3 separate regions of the Homo sapiens genome follow, and all the other regions are linked to region 2. Evidence: chromatin loops called from intact Hi-C (ENCODE). Cell type or tissue: PC-9. All regions are shown on one strand. Region 1 overlaps EPCAM-DT (EPCAM divergent transcript). Region 2 overlaps TTC7A (tetratricopeptide repeat domain 7A). Region 3 overlaps CALM2 (calmodulin 2).

Evidence for each region. Peaks named below come from ENCODE experiments on the same cell type or tissue, not always from the same donor. Only the 100,000 strongest peaks of a DNase experiment are listed, where the experiment ranks them.
Region 1: a loop joins it to region 2, with 5 times the contacts of the local background. A loop is called at or near these places in 7 of 110 quality-filtered maps.
Region 3: it touches region 2 in a loop (5-fold over the local background); 50 of 110 quality-filtered maps call a loop at or near these places.

What each region holds. Positions count from the first base shown.
Region 1 is chr2:47,318,453-47,326,452 of GRCh38, reverse strand. The region is part of intron 3 of EPCAM-DT (EPCAM divergent transcript); the gene reads left to right. Among named protein-coding and RNA genes, the nearest start is that of BCYRN1, 13 kb to the left of the region's middle. RefSeq lists enhancers at 2,848-3,007, 2,989-3,283 and a silencer at 2,989-3,283. In PC-9, CTCF peaks have their summits at 2,941 and 3,140; DNase peaks (open chromatin) are centred at 3,122 and 5,282; H3K27ac peaks cover 785 bases.
Region 2 is chr2:47,073,204-47,081,203 of GRCh38, reverse strand. It overlaps TTC7A (tetratricopeptide repeat domain 7A), which reads right to left. Exons shown (of 20, transcript NM_020458.4): 20 at 5,081-7,502. The coding sequence ends at 7,281. Among named protein-coding and RNA genes, the nearest start is that of STPG4, 78 kb to the left of the region's middle. RefSeq lists enhancers at 1-462, 463-1,240. In PC-9, no CTCF peak of the experiment used is centred here; DNase peaks (open chromatin) are centred at 2,023, 3,773 and 4,163; H3K4me3 peaks cover 599 bases; H3K27ac peaks cover 5,436 bases.
Region 3 is chr2:47,160,215-47,168,214 of GRCh38, reverse strand. It overlaps CALM2 (calmodulin 2), which reads left to right. Exons shown (of 6, transcript NM_001743.6): 3 at 5,553-5,696; 4 at 5,823-5,929; 5 at 6,357-6,492; 6 at 7,411-8,000. The coding sequence ends at 7,439. Among named protein-coding and RNA genes, the nearest start is that of STPG4, 8.9 kb to the right of the region's middle. In PC-9, no CTCF peak of the experiment used is centred here; no DNase peak of the experiment used is centred here; H3K27ac peaks cover 5,172 bases.

The sequences.
Region 1 (8,000 bases), 250 kb before region 2:
AAGAGATCCCTCTGCCTCAGCCTCCCAAAGTGCTAGGATTACAGGCAGGAGCCACCGTTCCCAGCCCTTGCCTTACATTTAATCTTCACTATTAATACACACATGTTATAAATGAGAGCATCAAAGTATGGAGAGCAGAAGCAACTTGTCCAAGGTCATACGCAACTAGAAAGGAGTGTAACTGATATTTAAACCCTAACAGTCTGGTTCCAGAATCTGTGCTTTTAAAGTCAAGATGAAAAGCATGTCTGGGCCTTGACCCTTGGAACCCACCCCTACCACACAGGCTTTAGCTAGCAGAGGGGCAGCAAAGGAAGACAGCAAGAGGTGGCCTCTGGTCGTAGCTCTTTGTGGTTTGCCAAGGCTTTCTGGTTCACTGACTCAAAAGGGTTTGGGGCTTTACAGACTGGTAAGATCTCCCAAACTGGGTAGTTGTACTTTAATTTTGTTAAGTAAAAACATTTTTAAAAATCTGCTAACATCACTATCATTTCATAAAGTAAATGTAATTTCAATGCAAATAAACCCCAAGAAAGACACAATCTCAGAGTACAGTCCAGGCCTTTAGGTTGAATAAATCTACCTTTGTAAACACCTCCTTTCGTTGTCCTGATTTTCCTCATCTCACCGTGGGCTGGTGAAAACGTCCTCATGTGTAGCACCTGTTTAAGGACTGCCATCCAGGAACCACTGTGGTACTTCATACGATCCCCATAAACCCTCTGCAAGGTAGACAGGGAAAGTCTTGTTTACCCCACTCTACTAACGAAGAAATCGAGGCTCAGAGAAGTCTTGTTTAAGGACACACAGCCTGAAAAATGGCAGGGCCAGGTTACAAACCCATGTTTTCAGACTGCAGGGGTCCAGTGCTCTTTCCTTCTATACCTCAAAGCGTTCACAAAATGCACTCACTGACCACTGGCTTGGTTGCTGTGTGAGGACCTAAATGTTCAGAAAGAGAAGAAGCATTTCCAAGTGCCATTTCCATTGAATGGAGTAGTGCAGCTGGCTGAAAGGTAGCCCCTGGATTCAGGGCGAGATGGGAAGCCCCTCAGGGGCAAGGTCGGAGTACATTTCCTCTTTCATTCCCGGGCTCAGCCCACACAGGGATGAGCATACGGGGCTGGCAACAAGTCCTTGCAGCTTAGAAGTGTGAGTGTGGTTTCTATTTATTTATTTTTAATTAAGAAATTTTTTTTTAGAGACAGGGTCTTGCCATGTAGTCCAGGCTGGTCTCAAACTCCTGGGCTCAAGCTCTCCTCTCACTTCGTCCTCCCAAAGTGCTGGGATTACAGGCGAGAGCCACTGGGCCTGACTGGAGTATGCTTTTTTTGGTTTGTTTTTGAGACGAAGTCTTGCGCTGTCCCCCAGGCTGAAGTTCAGTGGTGTGATCTCAGCTCACTGCAACCTCCACCTCCCGGATTCAAGCGATTCTCCTGCCTCAGCCTCCTGAGCAGCTGGGATTACAGGCATGTGCCACCATGCTCAGCTATTTTTCATTATTTTTAGTAGAGACGAGGTTTCACCATACTGGCCAGGCTGGTCTCGAACTCCTGACCTCAGGTGATCCGCCCACCTCAGCCTCCCAAAATGCTGGGATTACAGGTGTGAGCCACTGAACCTGCCCTGGAGTATGGTTTTAAATGCTAGTTTTTATCTAACAGAATTTTACTGTGGTAAGAAGGGAGGAAGAAAAAAAATCCCAGACTTAATTTGAGAGGATGTTACTGGGAGTTGGGAGAAAAGGATGAAATCCAGAGAAGACTTGATGGAGGCACCCTGGGCAGTGAGGGGAGGAGGGAGGCAGCAAAAGGGGCCTTATCCCTGAAGGAGGACAGCTGGCAGGGAGGCAGGAGCATTGTCTGTGGTGTCCCACTGTCTTAGGATCAAGACCACACCCCTGATATTGCCCCCCAGTGCCTAAGGCCTTGCCCTGCCTACTGCCCTAGTGTCACCTGCACTACTCTTGTTCTGGGTTTCTGAGCTCCAGACACATTTCCTTAAAGATATCCCCATGGGACCCCACCTCGGGGCCTTTTTGTTTTTTTGTTTGTTTGTTGTTTTTTTTTTTTGGCAGGGTCTTGCTCTGTTGTCTAGGCTGGAGTGTAGTGGCACAATCACAGTTCACTGCAGCCTCTACGTCCTGGGCTCAGGCAATCCTCCATCTCAGCCTCCTGAGTGGCTGAGACTACAGGTGCACACTGCTATACCCAGCTATTTTTTTTTTTTTTTTGTAGAGACAGGGTTTTGCCATGTTGCCCAGGCTGGTCTCGAACTCCTGGGCTCAAGCCATCCTCCTGCCTCGGCTTCCCAAAGTGCTGGGATTACAGGTGTGAGCCACTGTGCCGGGCCCACCTCAGAGCCTTTGAGCATGGCATTCCCGCTCCTGGGTTTCCACCAGTACTTACTAATGCCTATTCATCTTTTGGTGACTTCCCTGACTCCTATCTACCAGCTGGAGGCGTAGACAGCCCAGAGCCACATCAGCCCACTTCCAGAAGCAGTGAGCATTTCAATGTCCACAGTGTGCACAGGCCCCAGGGGCAGTGGCTTCACCAGGAGGTGCTCATGAAGCCCACAGTAGCACCAAGGAGCACTCCTTATCTTGTCCTGGATGGAGTCAGCACCCTGAGCCTTCCCTTCAGATCCTTGTTATAGTCTGCAATTACGTATCTGGGTGATTGTTTCATTAATGTCCTTCTCCCAACTAAATAGTCAGCTTCCTTTTTGTTGGCCATGGTATCTGCAGCCTAGCACGGACCCAGAGGCCTGGACGGTGCCCGCTAAGTGTTTGTGGAATGGCTTCCTTCCTTGTTTTGCCAAGGGGTGCCAGAATGTGCCACTGGCATTTGCTTTTCATTTACACTATTCTTGTGGCTAGGGTGGAGTGGGTTGGAGGTCATGGCCATCTCTAGAGAGCTGTTCCAAGACTACTTGAGCTTGTGTTTTCTTCCCAGCCCAAGATTCAGAATCCACTGGCCTTGAGTTCGCCCTGTCCTGGGGACAGTGGGACCTGTCACCTGCTGGCCAAGGTAGGGCTCCAACTTTGTGAAAAGTACATGCGGCAGGTCTGACCCTTAAACAACTCTTCTGACGTGTGGAATGCAGGGCTGGGTGGGAGCAGCCGGCACACCTGTCATTCACTGTTTAGCCACTGAAGGGCAGTGTTGCTCCACAGGAAGGGGCCAGGCAGATGTGCGCCATCACTGTGGCTCCCAGGTCGGAATGAGGATATTTTAGCTAGTCCCTACCAAGCACCACTGGTGTGCTAGTCACTTTGAATATAGTACTCGTGCAATCATGCAAGAGAAAGTTGATGACCCGTAGTGTAGTGTGGTGTAGTGTGGTGTAGTGTAGTGTAGTGTAGTGTAGTGTAGTGTAGTGTAGTGTGTAGTGTAGTGTAGTGTAGTGTGTAGTGTAGTGTAGTGTAGTTTTTGAGACAGGGTCTCACTGTTGTCCAGGCTGGAATATAGTGATCAGGGCTCACTGCAGCCTTGACCTCCGGGGCTCAAGTAATCCTCCCGCCTTAGCCTCCCAAATAACTGGGACTACAGGTGCACACCACTACACTTGGCTAATTTTTGTATTTTTTTTGTAAAGATTGGCGGGGGGGGGGGGGTCTCACTGTGTTGCCTAGGCTGGTCTCGAACTCCAGGGCTCAAGTGATTCTCCTGCCTCAGCCTCCCAAAGTACTGGGATTACAGGTGTGAGCCAGCACACCCAGCTGACCCTTATTTTAAAGATGAAGTAAAGAAAATCGGAGAGATTAAATGATGTTTTCAATGTTTCATGACTAGTAAATGGCTAAGCCAGAAATCAACCTCAGGTCTGCCTAAATCCCAAACCCCGTCAGTGCCTTCACCTGCTCTCCCTTTGTCACGATGGCCAATCTTTTCTAGCATGTCTTCCTAGCAGCCACCTGCCAGGGTAGTGCTGAGTGCACAACCTTGTCTCACTCAGCTGGCTCAATTTAGCCAACTTTTGATTACCGAAATTAATACAGGGGTCACTGACTTGGGTCTAAAATTTTAAAATGGGTTATTAAAATGCTTGCTTTGGCCAGGCGCAGTGGCTCATGCCTATAATCCCAGCACTTTGAGAGGCTGAGGCAAGAGGATCATTTGAGGTCAGGAGCTCGAAACCAGCCAGCCAACATGGTGAAACCTAATCTATACTAAAAATACAAAAATTAGACAGGTGTGGTGACACTCACCTCTAGTCCCAGCTGCTCGGGAGGTTGAGGCAGGAGAATCACTTGAACCCAGGAGGCAGAGGTTGCAGTGAGCCGAGATTATGCCACTGCACTCCAGCCTGGGTGACAGATTGAGACACTGTCTTGAAAAACAAAATAAAATAAAATGCTTGTTTTGATTCTAGAGACTGTTATTCGGTATGCATGGGATAGGGGGAGGAGGGAAAACAGATTTGTCCTTCCATAGTCCTCTCTCTGATCTCATTCTGCAATCTTTCCTCCCCCTTCCCCACCCAGCCCTCACACAGCTGCCAGGCAGCTTTCCAACAGATTTGATCAGATGGCTCTCTCACTACTGTACTGGGCCCCCTGTAGCTTCTGGAAGAAAGTCCCACTCCTTAGCAAGCAGCCCAGGTGCTTCCTAAGCTGCCAGCTACCTTGCCGCCAGACTTCTTCCCCACTGGCTTACGAGGGTGCACTGTCAGCCCCAGCCCCCTGAGCCACAGCATTCAGTATCTAAAGCTGTAATCTCTCCACTGCAGAGTGAGAATGAAGATACTGGCCACCCAGGTGGTTGTAAGGCTAAAACCACCACCTTTAAAGATCGCTTGGCACAGTGCTGGCCACAGTGGGGCTCATCACCACGTTTCTCACCTTCCCTTCCTCAGCCCTTGGAAATGTGCAAGTATAGTACAACCTACAAAGGCAAATCCATGTGGTATAGTGCTCTGCACAGTGCAATCCCTGTGTAAACATTTCTAGACACAGAAATGTCAGCTGGGGCATTATTTTGCTCAGGCTGACACTGAGGAAGACATTTCCTGGATTTTTTTCCTGTGCCCATGGTGAGGTCCAAAGTGACCCAAATACCACCTAAATCCCTGGATGCTAAACTCCTTGAGGGCAGAGACAGAGTTATGAACCTCTGGGTCTCCCCATAGGTCCAACCCAGCACTAGGTCTTCAGTGGCGTCTCTAAGAATGTCAGTTGGTCAATTTGTTATTCAATGGGCACATGACAAGTTGCAGGAGTGCACAGGTGCTTTCAGGGTATCATCATCTCAAACAGAAACAGCATTGTTTCAAAGAGCCTGTAGGAGTCCAGAAGAAATACAGGACTTTCTTCTTCCTTTTGCAAAAGCTGGCAGTTTAAAGCCACAGGGCATTAGATCAAGAATGCCATGAGGCTGACCAGTGAGGGGCTTGACTTTGAGGGCTCTGGGCTGGTTGGGCTGGCCATGCTTACACTTGGAAAGCAGTAGGACCCATTCCCTGGTTTTGAGCATTCAAAGTAGCCTTGGCTTACTCTCTGCTCTGAGTTCTCACTTCAGTCTTCCTATTCTGAGGTTCAAAGAACTGCAAATAGTCCTCAGACAAAGCCTGTGGGGTGTCTCCCCAGATTCCAGGAACTCTCCAAATCAGATAGACCAGGATTATGAAACTCAGCCTCTTCTATGAAGGGTCCCACTGGATCCCATAATAAGTGGGAATTCTACCCTCAGCCCAGACTCTCCGGACTCCAGCCCAATCTCAGTCTTAACCTCAGGGTTCCAGCTTTCCTCCGTCCATTGCCACATCAAACTCACCTGTTCTGGGTTTGCATGTCAGGTACATTTTCTGATCAATATGCATTTGCCTATTCCTATTCTGTGACTAAGGTATTCCTTGGGTATTGATGGGTCTGCCTGCGTGTGTTCTCAAATCTAAAGTCATCAGCTACCCTTTGAACATTGTAAGCATGTTATATACAGGTTATTTTTGCCTTTAGTTATCTCAGTAACATTATATTCCATGTTATATGGCATTTAAACTATCTGGGTGGTCTTGTATATAATACTTTACTTCCTTCAGAACCACAGGAAAAACTAATTGCTATTACTTCTGTGAGAGATGGGGATTCTCAAGGGACTTGCCCGTCAGTTTACAAAGTAGTGATGGGGCTGGGCGTGGTGGCTAATGCCTGTAATCCCAGCACTTTGGGAGGCTGAGGCGGGCGGATCGTTTGAGATCAGGAGTTCCAGATCAGACTGACCAGCATGGGTAAACTCCATCTCTACTAAAAATACAAAAATTAGCTGGGTGTGGTGGCGCATGACTGTAATCCCAGCTACTCAGGAGGCTGAGGCATGAGAATCACCTGAACCCGGAGGCAGAGGTTGCAGTGAGCTGAGATTGCACCACTGTACTCCAGCCTGGGCAACAGAGGGAGACTCTGTCTCAAAAAAAAAAAAAAAAAAAAAAAGGAGCAAAGCCTCTGGCTCTTGTGTCAGCAGTCTCACCAGCCAGGGCTCTGTTTGTGTTCTGTAGTAGCCCCCACAGGGCTACAGGCGAATATATTGCAGTTGCAGCCAGTAAGGATGATGCAACTGAGAAAGGCTGGCGGGCAGGTGGGTGCAGCCGGGGATGGCCAGGGATAGCCAGCCAGGCAGGGAACTCCTGAGCTGAGACTGCTGAAAGATGGATACTTCTGGGCCCCAGAAACAGCTCTTGGCTCCCAAATACCCTCTCAGCTTCCTGAAAACCTCTAAATAGCTAGGCGCAGTGGCTCATGCCTGTAATCCCAGCACTCTGGGAGGCTGAGGCAGGCGGATCACTTGAGACCAGGAGTTCAAGACAAGCCTGGCCAACATGGTGAAACCCCATCTCTACTAAAAATACAAAAATTAGTTGGCCATGGTGGCACGCACCTGTAATCCCAGCTACTCGGGAGTCTGAGGCAGGAGAATCACTTGAACCCAGGAGGCAGAAGTTGCAGTGAGCCGAGATTGTGCCATTGCACTCCAGCCTGGTCGTCAGAGTGAGACTCCGTCTCAAACAAAAAACAAGAAACAAAAAACAAGCCTCTAAATAGGGAATAAATCTTTACAGTTCAAGTTGACAGACCTGGGTGCAAATCCCAGCTGGGCTCCTCACTGGCTGTGTGAACTTGGGCAGGATACCTAACCTCTCTGAAATTTTGTTTAATCATATGTTTTTTAAAAATTTTTAAATTTTTAATTTATTTTTATTTTTGAGACAGTCTCACTCTGCCATCCAGGCTGGAGTGCAGTGGCGCCATCTTGGCTCACTGCAACTGGCACTTCCCGGGTTCAAGTGATTCTCCTGCCTCAGCCTCCCAAGTAGCTGGGATTACAGGCATGTGCCACCGTGTCCAGCTAAATTTTGTATTTTTAGTAGAGATGGGGTTTCATCATGTTGGCCAGGCTGGTCTCCAACTCCTGGCCTCAAGTGACCCGCCTCCCAAAGTGCTGGGATTACAGGTGTGAGCCACTGCGCCCGGCCTTGTTTAATCACATGCTGGATGGTGATTTAAATAGTATCTATAGGTTGTGAGGATTAAATTTAAAAATAACATAATAGGCTGATCACATTTTCTGGCTTATACTACTCAACAAGTCGTTGTTTATTGTAAATATGCTGATGGTAGGGTTATGGTGTTTTTTATGTTTTCTTTTTGCTTCTTTGGGTTTTCAGCAAATTAACATGCCTTGCTTTTGTAGTAAAAACGAAGAAAAGATAATTTTATCTTTTGAGATGGAATCTCTCTCTGTCGCCCAAGCTGGAGTGCCGTGGCCTGATCTCAGCTCACTGCAAACTCCGCCTCCCAGGTTCAAGCCATTCTCCTGCCTCAACCTCACAAGTAGCTGGGATTACAGGTGTGTGTCACCACGCCCGGCTAATTTTTGTATTTTTAGTAGAGATGGGCATGTTGGCCCAGGCTGGTCTCAAACTCCTGACCTCAAGTGATCCACCTGCCTTGGCCTCCTAAAGTGCTGGGATTATAGGCATGAGCCACGGTGCCCAGCAAA
Region 2 (8,000 bases):
GGTCAGCCTGTGGGTGGGGACATGGCGGCCTCACTCCACATTTGTACCTCAAGCCTCCCAGCCACAGGGGCGCCTCCTGGGACCCAGCTTGGCGTTCCATTCATGGGGGCACCCACACGTGTGGCTGAGCCCGGGTATGTGGAATGTGGGGGTCCAACCCAAGAAGCAGAACCCACAGGGCTGTGCTGGCCTCTGGGTGTTCTGCCAAAGCATAAGGGCCCCGTAAGGTGGGAGGCAGTTGGCAGAGGACTTCTAGAAGGCGTGGGAAGGATCTTAAAGGACAAGGCACAAGCAAGGAGTGGGCATTCTGGAAAGGCGTCTTGCAGGGTGTGGGGTGGGCATGGGAGGCATGGCTCTTTGAGGCCACAGGAGGCCTGATGGACTGGAAAAGAAAAGAGGAAAGGCTGGGTGCAGTGGCTCATGCCTGTAATCCCAACACTTTGGGAGGCTGAGGCCGGCGGATCACTTGAGGTCGGGAGTTCGAGACTAGCCTGGCCAAAATAGTGAAATCCTGTCTCTACTAAAAATACAAAAAATTAGCCAGGCATGGTGGAGGGTGGCTCCCAGCTACTCGGGAGGCAGAGGCAGGAGAATCACTTGAACCCAGGAGGTAGAGGTTGCAATGAGCTGAGATCACGCCATTGCACTCCAGCCTGGGAGACAGGGCGAGACTCTGTCTCCAAAAAAAAAAAAAAGAAGAAAGAAAGAAAGAGAGGGAGAGAGAAGAAAGGAAAGGGAAGGAAAGGAAAGGGAGAGAAACAAGTGAAGGAAGGAAGGAAGGAAGGAAGAAAGAAGAGAAAGGAAAGAAGACAAGCACCTAGAAGGGTGGGGCTCCCAGCTCAGAAAGTTCTCTGCATGGGAGAGAGCACCCAGCCCTTCTCCTAGCTCCCCCAGGACAGGAGGGGCCTCTGTGGGCTCAGCCCAGCTTGCACCAGGCCCTGTACCCTTGGCGTGGGTGTTCTTAGGGGGGGAGTGTGTGTGCTGGGCAGGATGCCACCACTACAGCCACTGAGCCCTGGCCCTTGCGTGGGGGCTGGGGAGTGAGCTGTGTGCTCCTGAGATGGCTCAGGCCTGGCACAGACAAGAGAGAGGAAGCTTGCAATGGCCTCTTCCTTCTGGGCCCAGGCTGAAATGAGAGATCACAGTCAGGGTGGCAGGAGACTGCTCAGCTGTGTGCACCCTTGGGGAGACCGTCTGTGCTCCTGACCTTCACGTGGGGATGGGCCCCACCTCAGGGGTCAGAGCTGCTGCTCTTCAGGAAGTCTCCCATGCCTGCCCCATTCCCAGCTTGGCACATGTGCTCTCTGAGTGGGTGTGGGTGCCACAGACAAAAGCAATCGGTGAAGTTCTGCAACATGTCCCGCTTCCGCTTGTCTGATGGTGCAGGGAAGCAGAGTGAGCCTCTCTCTGGGGATGTGCAGGGCTGCCAGGAACAGACACACTCACACTCAGGGTCCCTCCAGTCTTCATGGGGGCCACCGTATAAGGAGAGGAGGCAGATGGGACTCTTGCCCGCAGTTAGGCCGCAGGAGTTGGAAAGCTCATTCAGGACGGAATGGAGCTCCAGTGTTTCCATCATCTCTATGCACCTTGCAAGTAGGTGGCCATTTCTTTTGTTTCCAGAGCTCTGCCTGCACAGAGATTCACCTGCCCTTCAGTTTTGCTTTTATCTTCTAGCTCCTACCAATCAATGATTCTCCATTCTCTCAGCCCCTTGGCTTCAGCTGCTTTCTAGCCTCTGCTCCCCCTGGCCCCCCCTGCTGCCCCCCCGCCCCCGCTTCCCTCTGCCTACCTCACTGTCACACTGCAGAGGCCAGGCCACTGCAGCCTTCGGCAATGTCAGCATCACAAAAGGCAAAGGGAGAGGAGGAGGAGCTCTTCCAGATTAGAGGAGCAGAAGGAGCTGGCTGTAAAATGGAGGGTGTGACCCTGAGCTGGAGAAGAACACTCTAAGGAAAACTAGTGCCTAACCTGAAATAGGGGTGGTGGATTAGATAAGAGCACAGTGGCAGTGTTGAATGTCCTATTTGTTAACTCTGCTGTGGTTAGATACAGGGATGACCTTTGTTCTTGGTAAACACACACTGAAGTATTAAGGGGAACAGGGCACCATTTATGCAACCTGTTCTCAAATGGTTCAAGAAACAATGATACGTGTTTTTAAAGAAGTCCACAAGGACTTCTTGCCAAATTCCAGAGACAGTTAAGAGAGTGAGAGACTGAGGGTGAGCGGGAACAAGAACAAGAGAACAATGACAGCCCCCACCTGTGTTGGGGGCCCCTATGTGGGGGTGTCAGCATCTCTGAGGCTGTGGGCCAGCCCATGGGGGACATACTGGTTCTGGAACCCAGCCACGATGCCATCAGCGAGTGGTTAGGATCGTGGGGCCCCACGACCCAACGCAGTTCCCATGGCTGCCCATGCTTTCGGGCATCTTCTGAACACCCTATTTGGGGCAATGTCCAGCCTCTTGTGTGACCGCTGCTTAAGGGTCCTCTACTCCCACTGCAGAGGAGCTGGGGTAGTAGGCATCGCAGAGCACTGTCATTCCTCTGCAGCCAGTGGGGCGAAGCTGGTGGTGGGGCGGGGCTGGCAAGTGGGGGTTCCGGGCACCCAAGAGGCCCCTGGACCCATGTATCTTCCTCTCCTGGGCACTCCCGTAGAGGACTCCTGGTGATGCGAATTTCCATGGATCCCAGAGGGGTCCTTCTGCTCCGGCGATTTGGGGAGGCTCCTGCCTCTGCCCAGAATGGGTGAGGCGGCACTACACAGTGTCTTCCAAGGGCAAGGCCCTGTGCTCCCAGGCCCTGCCCTGTACCAAGTCACTGAGAGTGGAGGCCCCGTGATCTCTTCACCTTTCTTGGGGACAAAACCCACCTCCCAAGGTTGTCGATTGGAGAGGTTCCCAATCAAAGGAGTGATTAGAAGAGAGTTCACTGGTAAGTGAAGCATCGTATTAGCAGTACAGTGCAGGAGGCATGTTACTATTCCCATTGTCATCTTCATTCCAAGACCAGAAGCAGGACAGGAGCCCCTCCATGGATGGACCCTAAGGTGATGATGATGCGAAGGAGAAAGGAGGGTGTTTAAGGGGCTGTGTTCTGTTGTCTGCCCTCTCTAGAGGGACCTGCATTGTACCCATTGCCCAGAAAGGACATGGCATGGCGTGATGGGCTGACACAGGCAGGGGACCAGAAGGGCCCAGGGCATTGCCCACTTAGCACTCCAGCTGCAAAAGCAGCCGTATGTGTCCTGAGGCCCATGGCTCCTGGTCATAGCTGATTGGATCAAGAGAAGGCACCTATCCAAGGAAAATCAGTCTGCGGGCTGCCTAGTGACCCATGGAAATATGAGTGGGACCAATCAGATCCTCTCGTTCAAGATTTAGCCATTAGGAGGGGAGTGGCCAAAGTGCTGTAGGTGGTAGGTCAGTCAGGAGTGGGGCTGGAGGGCCAGGGCAGTGTTGAATATGGTTCTAGGGGAGCAGCACCTCTCCGTGAAGTCAGTAGCGGGAAGAGGAGGGTGGAGCCAGCAAAGGCAGAGAAGATAATTGCTCACGTGTATTGAGTGATAATTGCTGATGTGTATTGAGCAATTACTATGGGCCAGGCACTGTTCTAGGATCACTTAATCATAATCCACAGAGCAGGCACTATACCACCATTCTTATTGTACAGATGAAGAAACGGCTGAAGAGAGATTAAGAAACTTGCTCAAGGCCACACAGCTCGTAGTGGTAGAGCTGCACCTTCAAGCTCAGACTGGTGACTGCAGTGTCACCCTGCTGTCTCCTTCACGGTGTGTGGCTGCTTTGGCCCCAGGCCTGGGCACTCCATTTCCTGCCCTAGGGCTCCAGTGAGCTCCCTCTTATCTTTTGAGTTACCTTCAGGGTGTCTCTGTTCTTTGCAACTGAAAGAGCTTGATGAAAATTCTAAGAAGTTTCTGGCAGGGGACGGGTGGTGGGGGGATCCTTTCGAGTCAGGAACTCCCTGACCTCTCAGGATCCTTTGGATCAGTACCTCATGGGTCAGTTTCACAGGCCACTTAGGCATGAGGCTCCCTGCCCGTGGGTCATCATCAAAGTCTAGGCGGATGGGGAGGTTTGGTTAGTCAGAGGCTTCCCAAGCCCAAGAAATATTTGCACAGTGACGACATCTGAGTGCTGGGTGGGGGATAGGAGTGCAACAATGAGCACTTTGGTACCAGAAAGGAGTCTGGGTGGTGGCGGCTGAAATGCCATTCATATTTGTGCCTGCAGGAAACACTATTCATATGTAAGTGCACAAGTGGGAGCTGTGTCCTGGAAAGTGGCACGTGGGTGGAAGTCTGAGGGGGTGAGAGGCAGTCTGAGGTCTGTCCCCAGACTCTAACCCTGGTCCCAGCATGGTGTGTTTAGACACAGGAGCCAGGTGCCTCACTCTCCAGTGAGGGTTTCTTTGTGAGCACAGGGCCTGCAGATGGGCAAATGGGGTAAGGCAGTGCCTGGGGCCCTGAGCAGGTCTCCACCGCTGCGTGACTCTCCAACATTCGACCAACTTAAGGTCAGCTTGGGAAACCCTGTTCCCGTCAGAAGAGGAAGGCAGAGCCTTCCCTCCTTCCACATTCCCTCCATTCCCCTCCCGGCAGGATGAGTTTCTAAGCCTCTCCCCCAGGCTGGCAGACACCCCCTGCCACCTAAGGTGGCCTGTACTTCTCGCCCAAGGAGGCCATCAGCTGGGGGTTAGGGTACATGACAAGAAGTTTGATACCAAGTGTTCAATCACTCAAGCTTGTAAATGTGTTACCTTAAAATAAGGCCACAGCAAGAGAAGCTGGGCACCCAAAGGCTGCAAGCAAAGCCCTTCCTTATGGGGACAGCAATGTCTGGCTGAGCGTGGCGCGGAGGGTGGGCACTGGGGGAGGCCAGGCCGCCGGGAGGCGCGGCAAGAGGGAAGAGTCCAGACGGCCAAGAACAGCCCTGGGTTTGAGGGGAAGCCTCAGGGCAGCTGTCTTCAAAATGAGGTGGCTGCAGCCTTGGGGGTGCTATGGTGACCCCCTGGGGTACAGGAAGAAACAGAGCTTCTGTGTAAATGAGCAGCGTTCTTTAGAGTTGTTTTAATGCAGGTTATAATATCCACAGTACGTTGGTATGTGGCATAACTTATTAGGGGTGTACTGGTATGGACTTCTCAGCAGAGGTGGCCAATCTGAACAAGGCCCAGGTCCCTCCCATGCCTCCTCTCCTAGGCTTCTTCCCTGCAGCTGAAGGTGGCCCATCAGCAATGCCCGAGGGGATCTCTGTTCAGACGTGAGTCCTGCCTTGGCCTCTCCCAGCAATGCCCAGAGGCAGCAGGGGCTTCAGGGGTCGCCCTGGACAGGTCAGAGGCCAGGATCAGCCCTGCCTGGACCCCTCTTGCCTCCTCCTACCCTCTCCAGGCTTTAGCCCAGCCTTAGCAACACTCTCACCAGCTCAAATCCACATTTTCCCAGAGGGTCCTCCCTCCCATCCTTCCTTTCCCACATCCCTCCCCAGGTGGGCCCAGGTCTTGGCTTCGATGCCTTCTCTGGCCTCCCTCATCCTGCAACAGCCCCTCCTGTCCAGGGCCTGGCTCAAGGCTGGTGTGGGAGCTACATGCCCAGTGAATATACATGCTGCTTCAGACAAGCCTGCTTCCCCTCCAAGGGTTTCTTTATTCAACCTGCAAAGTCACTGTCAGCAACTTGGCCTGGCCCTCTGCTGCTTCCAACAAGGAAATGCTTAAAAGTCAGGAAATGCATTGGGTGCCTTTCCTAGTACCAAAAATTGACTATAACCACTTTGGGCACCCTGAGATAAACCAACAGCATTTGCTTTTTCTTTACTTTTCTAACAGAATTCCAGAAAAAAAATAGATCTCTATTTTATATATATAGATAAAAAACTATATTTATATACACACATACATAGAGATCCTTCAACCAAGAAGAGGCAAAGGATCCAGGGTCCTCTGTGGTGCCCCTTGGCCTGGCACAGGAAAGCCAGGAGGCACCAGCTGTCTTGGGAATCATCTCGGGAAATGCAGTGCTGAGCTAGTGTGCCATGGATGGGGGGTCTCCAACAGCCCACTCCTTCCGAGGAAGGTGGAGCTATGATGAACCAGGGCAGCCCTCACCCGAGCTTTCCACACATCCTGAAATGCAAGCTGTACCTGATGGAGCTTTGAAACTAAAACCCAAAGTGCAGATACAAAAGGATCCCCTGATAGGCCTGGGGGACTGACTCCTTGGAGAAGAGTTCCAAGAGCATCATGCAGCAGGGGCCGGGGAAGCCAGTAGGGAGGACATACACCCACAGCCCCCAGGCCCGGAAGACAGGTGTCATGGACACAGAGGCCTGCTCAGCCACAGGAGAGGGGCTGGGCTCTGTCCCCTCCTCAGGTCTCTCTCAGGCAGGGGAAGCCAAAAGGCCAGGGTGAGGCTCGAATCAAGGCAAAAAAAGGGCTGTGGGTGGTGAGATGTACTGGGGACAGTCCTAGAAACTGCCTACCTCCATGTTGGTGGCCCTCAAGGGACCTGCATTGTAGCCTAAGACCTGCAGGAGTAATGTGTTGACTCAGGGTATTAGAAAGGACTGGATCTAGCAACCACAGGATCTAAAGCCTACGGAGGCTGCTTGGGCTGGAGCACATCGCCAGGGAGATGGGGTGGGTGGAGATGGAAGTGTTAGGGCCGGTGCTCAGTACCCCTGGTCAGACCCCAAAGGCACTTGGTAGCAGGGGGAAAGAGCAAGGTGGGGCCCAGCTGGTCTCAGAGGGCAAGCAGGGGCAATGCAGGAATCATCTACTAACTCCAAGTCTGAGAAGGGAACCCAGAAATCTCATAGTCTTCCCACTTGCCCGCAGTTTCTTCACATTGTGACCGCCCTGGGCAAGACCTGAGAGAGATCCAGAAGTCTGTACTGTGCTGAGAGTGGGGAGTGAGAACCCCCCACCCAGACTCCAAGCCAGAGGCATGGGTGAGGGTGAAGGACAGCTGTGAGGCTCCCCGCTGCCCAGCTCTTGGGGAGCAAGTCTGGTCACCACAAAACTCTCCAAAGGCACTTAGGGTTCAAGTCAGACTGTTTCCCAAGGCACCAACAAAGAAATCCAGGAAGGCCCTCTTGGCCCAGCCAAGAGAACGAGGGCTGCAGCTGCAGAGGCGTTCACTAAAGATGTATTTCCCTGAGGCCCCGCACCTGATGCCACTGTTGCCCCACCCTGACCCACGTTCCCTGCTGCCTCTCCCTCTGGCCAGCCCCTCCCTCCCTGCGGCTGCAGCGTCGTCAGAGCTCTCTGGGGATGATGGAGAAGGGCAGTACAGGGCTGCTGGCCTCCAGCTCAAGGGCGGTGAGGAAGCAGTCAACGGCAGCCTCGTTCTGGCCCTGGGCCTGCAGCACCTCGCCCAGGCCCTGCCACGCCTCGTGGCACGTACTCTGCCTCTCCACGGCATCACGAAGCACCTTCTGGGCCAAGCTCTTGTGGCCCAGCCGACTCAGCATCAGACCCTGTGGACGAAGCACAGGGCAGGGTGAGTAGGGGTGTCCCATGGCACAGGCATCTTGGCAACTGGGCCAAGCACAGGTGCACGGGTGGCAGCAGCCATCAGCTCGAGAGGATTCCCGCGTCTCTGGCTTGGGCACTGTTAAGTGACTGTGCCTTTCCCCATACAAATCCTACCTGGCCCTGCCCAAGCCCTGCTTTAACCCCAGCCTCCTGGGAAACCCACTGCAGGAGCTCTGTTCCTGCCGGTCCCGAGGAACTGGCTTTCAAGTCAACAGACCTGGCTGTGTCACACTGTTTGGGGGATCCTAGGCAAATCCCAGCTCTCTGGCCCTCAGTTTCCTCATCTGTAAATGGGAAAAATCACAGCATCTCTCTCGAGAGCGCGGTGAGGTTGAAAGGAGTCAGGAGGTGTAAAGCTCTGAGAAGTGTCTGGCAGGAGTGTGTTCTCACTCAGTGGGGCCATGCGTCTCAGTCCTTCCTGCTGCCCAGAGCTGCCCTTC
Region 3 (8,000 bases), 87 kb before region 2:
GCAGAGGAACCAAAACTTCTATGCTACTAAAATAAAAATCATGTGCGGTCAGGGACCTTTTTGTTCTACTTTGTAGGCCCGGTACCTGCCACATAGTAATCATTGAATATTCCTTGAATAAATTTTATTCTCAATGAGTGTGTAACACAAAAAAGTTCTAGAGCACTACTATCCTAAGATTTCTGCCTACTCTCCAAGTCCCTTCCTCCCAAATTTGGTATATTTCAGTGTTTACCTTTGAGATGAAGGCAATTTTTTAATCTGGTAAATTGTAATTGTTGGTGGCTGGGCATGGTGGCGCATGTCTAATCCCAACACTTTGGGAGGCTGAGGCAGTGGGATTGCTTGAGCCCAGGAGTTCAAGACCAGTCTGGGCAACACAGCAAGACCCTGTCTCAAAGAAAAGAAAAAAAAATTTTTTTTTTTTTTTTTTTAGTTGTAAGTGCTGGTGACCGCTAACATCCTTGTGTAGATGAAGTTACTAAATTTTTTTTTTTTTTTTTTTTTTTTTTTTTTTTTTTGAGACGGAGCTTCACTCTCTTGCCCAGGCTGGAGTGCAGTAGCATGATCTTGGCTCACTGCAACCTTTGCTGTCCAACTTCAAGCAATTCTCCTGGCTCAGTCTCCCAAGTAGCTGGGATTACAGGCGTGCACCACCACACCCGGCTAGTTTTTGTATTTTTAGGAGAGATGGGGTTTCACCATGTTGGCCAGGCTGGTCTTGAACTGCTGACGTCAGGTGATCCGCTTACCTTGACCTCCCAAAGTGTTGGGATTACAGGCATGAGCCACTGCTCCCGGCCTAAAATTTTTTATATTACTTGGTCGTATAAAGCATTCCAGTCTAGTATGACATCACTAACAATTTCATTTTGTTGATAACTCTGCCATGATGTCATTAGTTGTTGCTGTTTGACTTTTGGAAGACTGATAGGAAAAATGTACAGTATTTTTTCCTTAAGAAGTCTGTACCTAAACTTTCATTAAATTTTCAAGGTCCAAATTTGTTTGAGAAAAATATTAATATTACTCAATGTATAGCAACAACTGCATGAAGCGCCAAAAGAGTTCCAGTACATGATCTTTAAGGGATTATTAAGTTCAGAATTTTGTGAAGAAATAGAAGTTAATAAACAGTCATTTGATTTGTTTTGTAATTGTCTTGTGATAACCTATTTTAATAAAATTTTTAAAACATGTTATTTTAATAAAATTATATGTTTAGGTAATAAACTAATTAGGGAAGGGCCTTGGGGTTGCTAATGAACAAATAAAACTTGAGTAATAGATTTTTCTGAAAGTTTCAGTTTGGTCAGCTAAAATGGATTTTGGTAGGTTCCTTATATCTATCAATTATGTAGAAGATAGCTGTTCTGTGGCATTCAGGACCTGTTCTCTTTATTGTGTGTTTAGGTTTTGACTCTTGGATTTAATTTCAGGTCATTCCTGGGAGTTACAGTTTAGAATTATATGCTTCTATACATAAAGATTACGCTAGTTCTGAAGTACAGGAAAACTGTAAAGGCAGGTGAATTAAAATTTTACTTTGGGGTTTATTATTTTGAGTTTTTACAGGTATTTTTTACTCTTTAGTATAAAAATACAAGTAAAAATTTGGAATAAACCTTGACCTTTAAAAGAAATGTTATTTGTTCCTTTCTTGAATGAATAACAAATGGTATTAGCATAGATACGGTTTTATTTTCTGCATTTTACTTATTCTAGCAAACATTTTAAGTGTTATTAGATTTTTAAATTTCTCGAAAGTTATACATAGTCTTACACTATGCATCTTCCAGTATTTAGCTTTTTGTTAAATCATGTAATAGAAAGGTGATTACTGCTAATTAAACATTGGGAATTTATGCACCTAATGGTGGTGTTAAAAGATACCCATAGCAGAGAATGTAATATAAACAAATACCTCAAAGTCCTTTAATTTTCTTGTAACCTAAATTAGGTGAAAGGTGCAATGTGTCTGAACTCCAATATATGTATTTCTAGATATTTCTACATTCTGTTTAAAAACAGTAAAATTGAAATGTCTTTATCAATTGTGCTATTTGTAGGTGGAGACTCCCTGATCTATTTTTGTCATTAGGTTGATCTAGGTTAGCACTGTATACTATCTTCATAAAATCAATTAGTGTGGTATGAACCTTCTGATTGGTATTAGATGAGTTCCTCTATAAACCAGTAATATTTAAATAAGAAAGAATGCAGTTAGGAGGCAATTGTAATAGCCCTGGCAAAGGACGATGGAGCCTTGAACCAAAATACTGGTTGTAGAGATGGAGGAAAAATCAGGCAGTATTTAAATGATAGAATTCGAGACCTGTTGACAGATTTCAGACTGAAAGAGTTAAAAGTGGCTCTTGGGCTTTTGCTAGTACCTTTAGGGTTGCCTGGGAGTATAGAATTCATTTTCATATGTTTTGCTTGTCATCAGCCAGGGGAGCTATATCCTGTAGACAGCCAGAAATAAAGACATTTATTGAGCGAGATGGGTAGACTAAAGATATCTTCGTTGTAAGTGGGTATAGATGAAGTGGCCAAGGAGTGGAAAAAAAGGATAAAATTGGTCACATCTAGACATAAGAGACAGGAGTAAGAGCCTTTGGCAGTATATGGTAGGAGGAAAATCAAAGTACTGTTACGAAGGCCAAGAAAAATTTTGAGAGTTTTTCCATGCAGTTTTGGATGCTGCAAAAAAATGAGATAGTCTTTATCTTGACATTTATTAAGTATGTATTTGTTGGACATAGTTCTAAGTGTTTGACACATACTAATTTTTTTATGGGGGGTGACCAGGTGAATACCCCTTGTGGGCATGGTATACTGTGTCACCCCACTTACTGGGCACATTTATGTCATTTCACAGAAATGAGGAAGCTGAGGCAGAAAAGGTTTAGTAGCTTGTCCATATTGCATTGCCAGAAGAAGAAACAGAGCTAGGAAATTCTAACCCAGTAGTCAAGTTACAAAGTCTCATTTTAGTTTCTATGCCATATGGCTTCACATTGAAGCATGCTTGATGGATTGGGTGACTGACTAGTAGTCATTGGTAAACTCAGCATTTTCAGGTGATGAGTTGGAGCTGGATGTCATTTTAAAATAGTGGATTGTTTGGAGAGAGGAAATTGGTATGAGTAGTAGTGCCTTCCAAAATTTGGGGAGGGATAAGGGCAAGCATTTAAAATATAACTAAGGTTTCAATTTAGTTTTAGGCTAAGCGATGTGAAGATATTTATGTGGTAATGGGCAAATTAGTGGAAGAATAGTTGAGTCCAGGGAAGAGGTAATACGGAATGAAACTGGAAGGTGTACGCGAATTGGAGTTAGGGATAAGCAGGCAGGGAATAAATTGGCCTTGGACCGTAAAGAAGGTACACCATTTCTTACACATGTGTCACATAAATTTTCAAATGTATGGCTATGTTGGGAAAGCTTAATGGCCCAATGAACTTGGAAACTTTTTGTATTCATTTGCTGATAGGGTCTAATATTTTCTGGGAAATGACTTACTTGGAAAATACTAGCTTTATTATTTACTGATTGGTATAACTTTGCAGTATCAAAGTTAGTCTGTTTTAGTTTCTTTCTTTCTTTTTTTTTTTTTGAGACAAGTCTCACTCTGTTGCCCAAGCTGGAGTGCAGTGGTGTGATCTCGGCTCACTGCAACCTCCGCCTCTCGGGTTCAAGCAGTTCTGCTGCTGCAGCCTCCCCAGTAGCTGGGACTACAGGCGCACGCCGCCACACCCAGCTTGTGTGTGTGTTTGTGTTTTAATAGAGACGGGGGACTACAGGCCCACGCTGCCACACCCAGCGTGTGTGTGTGTGTGTGTGTGTGTGTGTGTGTGTGTGTGTTTTAGTAGAGACGGGGGACTACAGGCACACGCCGCCACACCCAGCTTGTGTGTGTGTGTGTTTTAGTAGAGACGGGGTTTCTTTTCTTTTTCTTCTTTTTTTTTTTTTTTGAGACGGAGTCTCGCTCTGTCGCCCAGGCTGGAGTGCAGTGGCGCAATATCAGCTCACTGCAAGCTCTGCCTCCCAGGTTCACGCCATTCTCCTGCCTCAGCCTCCCGAGTAGCTGGGACTATAGGCGCCCGCCACCACGCCCGGCTAATTTTTTTGTATTTTTAGTAGAGATGGGGTTTCACCGTGTTAGCCAGGATGGTCTCGATCTCCTGACCTCATGATCCACCCGCCTCAGCCTCCCAAAGTGCTGGGATTACAGGCTTGAGCCACCGCGCCCGGCCTGAGACGGGGTTTCACCCTGTTGTTCAGGCTGGTCTGGAACTCACCCTGAGCTCAGGCAGTCTGCCCACCTTGGCCTCCCAAAGTGCTAGGATTACAGGTGTGAGCCACTGCACCTGGCTTGTTTTAGTTTATCTGTAAATGGTGAATGAAGCCAGGTAGTCTGGAGTGTTGCACCAGCAGGAGGTTTCCATGTAATCTAGTGATGTATTAGAAGGAACATATAGCCGGGCACAGTGGCTCATGCCCTGTAATCCCAGCACTTTGGGAGGCAGAGACAGGCGGATCACCTGAGGTTGGGAGTTCGAGGCCAGCCTGACCAACGTGGAGAAACCCCATCTCTACTAAAAATAGAAAATTAGCTGGGCGTGGTGGTGCATGCCTGTAATTCCAGCTACTCGGGAGGCTGAGGCAGGAGAATTGCTTGATCCTGGGAGGAGGAGGTTGCGGTGGGCTGAGATTGCACCATTGCACTCCAGCCTGGACAACAAGAGCGAAAGTCCATCTCAAAAAAAAAAACAACAGCAGGAAGGAACATACTATCACAACAAGATGTTGAGGAATAATCAGTTTCACTATATAAGGTTGGGGTTTTAATATTCCAAAGAAAGCTCAAAATGATCTTTGTTCTCAGTGACATGCATTTAGCTAAAACTGGACATTTATATCTTGATCAGCCCATTGTTATAGACTCTTTATATAGTCCCTTCTCCTGCCTTACTAGAAAGGGAAAGTAGCCTGTTTTAATTTAGTAGGTGATTGATTTAGACATAGTGGCTAACTCTAAACACAGTATACAGAAACAGTTTAATTACTCTGTAGAAATACGTATTTGGGTACCAGTAGTCTTATTTTTGTTTTGTGAGTGTAGGTTAGGTCTGTAATTTTGAATTATGTTCCACAGAGCAGCTTCAGTGACAGAGGAGCCAGTCATTTGGGGATTTGGTTCTTTTCCTCTGTAAACCTAGGATAATTTTACTTAGGTCAGCATGAAAGTACAGTGGTATGATTGGTCAAAGATATATTTGAAATATTATCATAAGGTATCATAAAGATTGGTTAATCTTTAGGAGTCAAAGTCACATTTCAATTGCTACCTCCATTGGTATTTTTCCGTTAAAAGTTTTTGGGTTTTTCTGAGACGTGGGGTCTTACAGTTTGGCCAGGCTGAAGTGCAGTGGCTGTTCACTGGCACGATCCCACCACTGAGTAGGCTTTAAGAGTTAATACGTTTCATTTAGGTTACATTTTATTATTAATCTGTGTATTTGGATTGTGGTCTTTCTTTCAAACAGAATTCAAAGAAGCTTTTTCACTATTTGACAAAGATGGTGATGGAACTATAACAACAAAGGAATTGGGAACTGTAATGAGATCTCTTGGGCAGAATCCCACAGAAGCAGAGTTACAGGACATGATTAATGAAGTAGATGCTGATGGTAAGTCTTCAATTTTGTGGGGCTGGGAGGGGTTGAAGAAGTGATACTTAGATGTTTCCACTAAACCTTTGCTGTTTGCTTATATGTTTCCACTAAAGCTTTGATGTTTCCACTAAACCATTTCAGGTAATGGCACAATTGACTTCCCTGAATTTCTGACAATGATGGCAAGAAAAATGAAAGACACAGACAGTGAAGAAGAAATTAGAGAAGCATTCCGTGTGTTTGATAAGGTACGTCAAGGACTGGATATGTTAAATTTTGAGGATGAAATGAAGATACCAGGACTCATTATGAAGACTTGTGTTTTTTTGGTTGTTTTTTTTTTTTTTTTTTTTTTTTTTTTTGATGATTTACCAACATATTTTAATTACCAAGCAAAAGCTTTTTAAGAATTCAGTATAGACTTTCTAATATATGTATTGCGTTCATCTTGTCAAAGGAGGTGTCACTTGACTTTGGGACTAGGAAATAATGATTTCAATGTAGGACATTTTGCTTGGCTCTTAATGACATTTGTAGGTCAACTGTGTAGATTTGTATGCATTTCTAAAGTATGTTTTTCCCCCAATGTGAAATTTAGTAGTAAACTTAATAAATTTCCATTCCAACTCTCAAGTCTGTAATTTGACTCAGAAACTATACTAAATTTTTTGCTAGGATGGCAATGGCTATATTAGTGCTGCAGAACTTCGCCATGTGATGACAAACCTTGGAGAGAAGTTAACAGATGAAGAAGTTGATGAAATGATCAGGGAAGCAGATATTGATGGTGATGGTCAAGTAAACTATGAAGGTAAATGTTTCAGTCTCACGCCTCATTCTTCACTTTGATTTTTAAGATAAGAGGCTCTTTGTTAGGGAACTGATCGAAATTAGTGACCCTTCCCCTGAAATTAGGTTGCTAAAACAGTTACTTACATTTAACCTTCTTAAAATTCAGAGTGTTGTCTGCAGACTAGGTAACATTGCTCTGACTTGAGAACTTAATTTAGAAATATTTACTATCAGGTTCTATCCCTACACCTGGAATCAGCATTTTAATAGGATTCTTGGGTGATTCATGTATAAAGTTTGAGAAGCACTGTTCAGTGTTTGTGTGATTGTGGAACAATGTGGAAAGCAAACTTATTCCAAGTTTCCTAAAATGAAATTAATGTGACTTTCTTTCCCCGCACTGTATTGTCTTTTTTCTTTAATTGGCTTTAGTCTGAAACTGAAGTTTACATGTGCTTCAAAAGTATCGTATCTACTAACTTTTAAGATGGCCATATCAGGAAGCAAGGCATATGAAACTGAAGGATTTTGAGTAAAACTCTGTATTTTTTTCATGATGTAACTACTTAACTTAGAAAAGAGCATAAAATGTAATGTTATAAAAATTAAACCTAGCCCATAGCATTGAATTTACAATATTGTCTTGTAATCCAGCAGACTTAAAATTCAAGTCTAAACTAAGAGCCAAGAATGCTCTTTTTTATATTGGCCTATCTAAAGCGTTAATTTGGCTCTTACTAATAAACCTGAATAGTTATGGTTAATGAAGTTCCAGCCTGGGCAATAAACTAGCTTCCCTCTGTACTTAATGGTAATTCTGAGGAAAGAGAGGAATGGAAAGAGTACTCAGTAATTGAGTAAATGTGATTTTTTTTTTTTTTTTTTTTTTTTGGTCTTTTGCTATTGACTCATTTTTTGTGTACTTCTTCTTTTTCAGAGTTTGTACAAATGATGACAGCAAAGTGAAGACCTTGTACAGAATGTGTTAAATTTCTTGTACAAAATTGTTTATTTGCCTTTTCTTTGTTTGTAACTTATCTGTAAAAGGTTTCTCCCTACTGTCAAAAAAATATGCATGTATAGTAATTAGGACTTCATTCCTCCATGTTTTCTTCCCTTATCTTACTGTCATTGTCCTAAAACCTTATTTTAGAAAATTGATCAAGTAACATGTTGCATGTGGCTTACTCTGGATATATCTAAGCCCTTCTGCACATCTAAACTTAGATGGAGTTGGTCAAATGAGGGAACATCTGGGTTATGCCTTTTTTAAAGTAGTTTTCTTTAGGAACTGTCAGCATGTTGTTGTTGAAGTGTGGAGTTGTAACTCTGCGTGGACTATGGACAGTCAACAATATGTACTTAAAAGTTGCACTATTGCAAAACGGGTGTATTATCCAGGTACTCGTACACTATTTTTTTGTACTGCTGGTCCTGTACCAGAAACATTTTCTTTTATTGTTACTTGCTTTTTAAACTTTGTTTAGCCACTTAAAATCTGCTTATGGCACAATTTGCCTCAAAATC